Regions from separate parts of the Homo sapiens genome. Here region 1 is linked to region 2. Evidence: chromatin loops called from intact Hi-C (ENCODE). Cell type or tissue: OCI-LY7. All regions are shown on one strand.

What was found. A loop is a pair of places that touch in the nucleus more often than their neighbours do. Peaks named below come from ENCODE experiments on the same cell type or tissue, not always from the same donor. Only the 100,000 strongest peaks of a DNase experiment are listed, where the experiment ranks them.
Region 1: a loop joins it to region 2, with 16 times the contacts of the local background. A loop is called at or near these places in 12 of 110 quality-filtered maps.

What each region holds. Positions count from the first base shown.
Region 1 is chr4:130,358,248-130,360,747 of GRCh38, forward strand. No RefSeq gene overlaps it. Among named protein-coding and RNA genes, the nearest start is that of LINC02479, 17 kb to the right of the region's middle. In OCI-LY7, CTCF peaks have their summits at 1,484 (motif pointing right) and 1,691; a DNase peak (open chromatin) is centred at 1,514; H3K27ac peaks cover 565 bases.
Region 2 is chr4:130,807,264-130,809,763 of GRCh38, forward strand. No RefSeq gene overlaps it. Among named protein-coding and RNA genes, the nearest start is that of LINC02479, 430 kb to the left of the region's middle. In OCI-LY7, a CTCF peak has its summit at 1,436 (motif pointing left); no DNase peak of the experiment used is centred here.

The DNA of each region.
Region 1 (2,500 bases), 450 kb before region 2:
ATTGTTGTTGTTGTTTTTTTAAGACAAAGTCTCGCGAGTCTGGCTCTGTCGCCCAGGCTGGAGTGCAGTGGTGCAATCTCAGCTCACTGCAACCTCTGCCTCCCAGGTTCAAGTGATTCTCCTGCCTCAGCCTCTCGAGTAGCTGGGACTACAGGTTCCCACCACCATGCTTGGCTAATTTTTGTATTTTTAGTAGAGATGGGGTTTCACTATATTCACTAGGATGGTCTTGAACTCCTGACCTCGCGATCCACCCTCCTTGGCCTCCCAAAGTTCTGAGATTACAGGTGTAAGCCACCGCGCCCAGTCTGGAAATATTTTTATTATGTAAAGGAGCTTACAATCTGATTTGTTTTACTTTAAAATTTGAAGAAAAATTATGAGAAACAATAAGAAGCCACAGTTTTTACTCTGGACATTTATATAAGCAAACTTTTTAAAATCTCTACCTTTAAATTTTCTCTTTTCTTATTAAAGGAATCTGATACCATTTTTATCTATATTCATTCTAGGTATTTATTTTTTATGAATCTTATATCCAATAACATTTGCCAGCTCTACTAGAGGAATAGTATTGTGTTTTATATGAAATCTATTACCTAAGTGAACTGTGAAAAAAAACTTTACAATATATTTGAATTTAAAATCTTCAGTCAGTTCAATCATATTACTGACTCAATGACAGTGTCCTGAGCGAATCCATTATTTAATTAAGATTCTCTGCTCTCCAGAGCTTCTCTCAGTATCTTCAGTACCTTTAGGTTCTTGAAAATCAACCATATTTAGAAAGAAAACTTTTCATTACTTTTAACTGTGTTACTAATCCAACTAGATTTTAATTGTTTGTTTTCTTCCCTAAAATTTTTAAAATAAAACTTCTGGTAGGCACTCAATGATTTCATCTTGTTCTCCATTAGATCCATTATATTTGGTATTATTGGACACACAGTAGTTTTCCAGTAAATGTTGGTTAAATAAATGTACCAATTCCACCACCCCCTCCTCCCAACACAGTAAAAGATAAAGGAGAAAGGTAATCTTTCTGTGACAACACAGCAGGCATTTTCAACCACATATGTGCTAGATAGGGCAGAGGAAACAGGGAACTGAGGAAATGCTACGGCAGCAAGTCAAAAAACATGACATGAATGGTCACTCTAATGGTATCAGTAAAAATACAAACAAAAAACCAACAAACCAAAAATCTCCACATTTTCGGAGTTAGAACTTAAACATATTCAGGATTGGAGAGGTGCATTTAGGCAGCTTCGACATTGTTGATATTGTTTAATTCTTAATTTGGATGATAGGTTCATGCTTAGTTTCATATATGCTATTTTATTTTGTATGTGTCATATAGTACAGATGATAAACTTTTTAAAGAAAGAAGCCAAAATATTCTAATATTTTGTACTTTAAAGGCGTATAAGTAATATATACCCCAATTTAGGCCTGAAATTTTTCTCATTAAGTAGAAAGTCACTGTCAGAAGGTGGCAGTGTAGTACTTTCCTTCCCAAATGAACGAAAATAGTTTAAAAATTACCAAAATGTAGCCTTTTCCAGATGCAGGCCTCAGGGCCACATTCAGTCCTGCAACTCTCTCCTCATTGCTGGGGATGTCTCATTAGGAGATTAACTGTTTAAAATGCAATGCTAATGTGAAAGTTTTAATTGGGAAATTCTGTGCATGTTAAATTAATCTTTCTTAGGTACTTTTATCTAGAATTCGTGTTTCTTTTCTACAATGTTTAGCCTTTCTGAATGCTGCACATTATTTCTCTGTGGAAAATAAATTGTATACAGAATAATAATGTCCTTTAATATTTTAGATATATATTAAAATGCTGTTCAAGTTTCTTCTGTAATCACTTAATGCATAGCTTTAGCATAAACAAAATCTACATTCTTATCCACTTATTATGAACTAACAATCTTTGAAAAATATAAAAAAGGAGTTGATTATGGGAATATGGAAGAGAATGAAGAAGTCAAATTTGGATCTCTGTTAGACAGGGAATGAGAGATACCTGGTTGTAACATTTATTAGAAAAAAATGACGTATGCCTTTATCTTAAGAATTAACATCATATTGATATTAATATGAAATAATCAGAAAAAAACATGGTTTTGTAATGAGTGATGTCATAATTATTTAAATGATTAGCTTTGTTGAAAATATATATGGGCACAAATACATGAATAGGATTGTATTTTCTAATTTCTAGTTAAAATGTAATCTTCATAATGTATTTAATTGTCATATATATATACACACACATTTGAATAACTTATGATGACTCTTCAACCAACAGACAATTAAGTTTTAAAACTATAAAAGCACATTTTGTTTTAAGATGGTTTTAGCTACTCTGATCTCAAGAACATACAATTTATAATTACATAACTGTAATTTATTGGCATTAAGAATATAAAACATTGCAGGAGATTGAGACCATCATGTCTAACATGGTGAAACCCTGTCTCTACTAAAAATACAA
Region 2 (2,500 bases):
AAATCTTTGTTTGATTAAATCTTACGCAATTGGTGAAAGTCCTTGAACTGTTTTGGATATTAGTGAATATTGGGATAATTTCACTATTTGGATTTTTAACTGCTAGGATTGAAGTGTTACAAGGACTTGTGTATGGAATTATAAATCTTTGTTTGATTAAATCTTACGCAATTGGTGAAAGTCCTTGAACTGTTTTGGATATTAGTGAATATTGGGATAATTTATGCAAAGATTTAAAATGTTCTATTTGTTTTTATAGGTTTACATTATTATTTTTTATACTAATTGAGGAAAAGGCCCATAAACATTTAGGTATTTTTGAAAGGACAGGGGTATTATAAGCCTGAGTTTTGATTTCATTAATTTCTGTTTGTAGAGAGCATAAGAGTTATGTTTTGGGAAACTCAAAAAACTCTAAGATTATTTCTCCCTGAGAAGAATTTTATGTTTCTTTCTAGTTTGCACATAAGTCTCACCACAGTAAGTTTACTGGAGCAGTATCACATGGTAAAAAGGTATTTTTTTTTAGAACAAAGTTTCCAAAGTTAATTGAATGTGTTTAGATATGGGAATCTCTAGAACTTGATTTGAAACCCTCACAATCTTTTTACTTTGATGAATTTGTTGGCTTATTAAAGTGGGATCCCAGCAATTTCATTAATGGGAATATACCCCAAAGAAAATAAGCCATTCTACTGAAAAGACACATGTACTTATATGTTTATTGCAGCACTATTCACAATAGCAAAGATATGAAATCAACCTAGGTGCCCATCTTTGATGGATTGGATAAAGAAAATGTAGTACATATAGACCATGGAATACCGTGTAGCCATGGAAAAGAACAAAATCATGTCCTTTTAAAAATATTTATGGAGCTAGTAGTCATTATCCTAAACAAATTAACATAGAAACAGAAAACCAAATACCACATGTTCTCACTTATAAGTGGGAGCTAATAATTGAGCACACATGTTCATAAAGATAGGAACAATAGACACTGGAGACTTCTACAGAAAGAAGGAGGGTGGAGGTGTGAGTTGAAAACCTATCTATGGGGTGCTATGCTCACTACCTGGTGATGAGATTCATACCTAAACCTCGGCATCACACAATATTCCCATGTAACAAACCTGCACATGTATCCTCTGAATTAAAAATAGAAGTTGAGATTAATAAACATTAAAAATGACAAAATAAATAAAAGTTGCTTATGGACTGAAAACATAACATAAAATACAATAAAGCATAGTTTATAGTACACAAGGTGGCTCGAGTATCCACCATGATTGTATACAATTCCCCTTTTATCCTAGGCATGGTTTATTTATGTTTATTGAAGGGTATTACAGGAGGCAATTTATTTCAGAATCCCTTGGAGCCTAATCAATGTTGATAAGCATCATGACAGCTAAAAAGAATCTCTTTTGTTCCCTCTAGTGGTGAAACACTGCAGTCCAAAGGGAGGTTTATTGGTGGACAATCTCATATTTAGTGTCTTCGTTGTTTACAGTAAAGGCAGAAATCTCAGGGTAAAGAATCTTGGTTTTAGGACCTCTGATTATGACTTAAAATAAGAACAAGAAGGTCTCTTTGGTCCCAGCCTCTACGACTATTGTAATTACAGAGACATAGCTTGTTAACCTTTTGAGTTTTTCTTGCTCCTGAGTTCTCTCAAAATGTTTAGCTAAGGTCACAAATTGAGTCATATCTGTAACTTTCTGTCTCAATTAATACATTTTAATTTAACTGTAACATTTAGTTTAATTAAACTGTTAAGTCCATTTAAAAATGCTCATGTCATTTTAATCCATACAGGAAATCCTCTGTTTCATATTTTGAGTGCAGCATGTTTTACAAACAGTGTTTCTAAGCAAATTCTGTAATCTGAAACTGGTTTATTCTTTTTTATTCAGAAGGTTGTATTATGGACCAATCAAAATTTATGGAAGTCTTTTAGAATTGAATTTAAAAGGTTTTTAATACTTTTTTAAGCTCTTTTTGTTACTTTTTATGAGGAGGTTTTAAAGTCAGGGAGTTTTGAATCATAAGCTCATATGAGAATTTCAAATTCCTCAGTAAATATTTGAGGACTTTTTCTTGGATCGGGGAAGTTTTTTACAATGGCTCTAAGCTCAGTTCCAGATCTTGGAGTGAAAGTAATTACAGCAAGAATACTTGGCTGATCAAAAGGTCTTACTTTGCAAGGCATCTGTCTTATTTAACTTTTAAAATATTATCCTTAAGGTGGCAGGTAATTTAGCAAAAATATTAGTGGACTCAGAGTATGTAGGCAGAGATGAATAAAGAAAAGGAACAGTTAGGTTTAGTTTAGTCAGAATACAGTCCTCATTTATAATGTCTAGTCTGTTGCTTAAGCTTTTTGTTTGTTTTTTGCAAACAATCTATAGAGGTGGCAATTTTCAATCTGCTTAGTCTTTTATAAGCCTTGTATACCAATTGAAGACTAATCCCATTGTTTTGTAGGGTTTTTGATCCC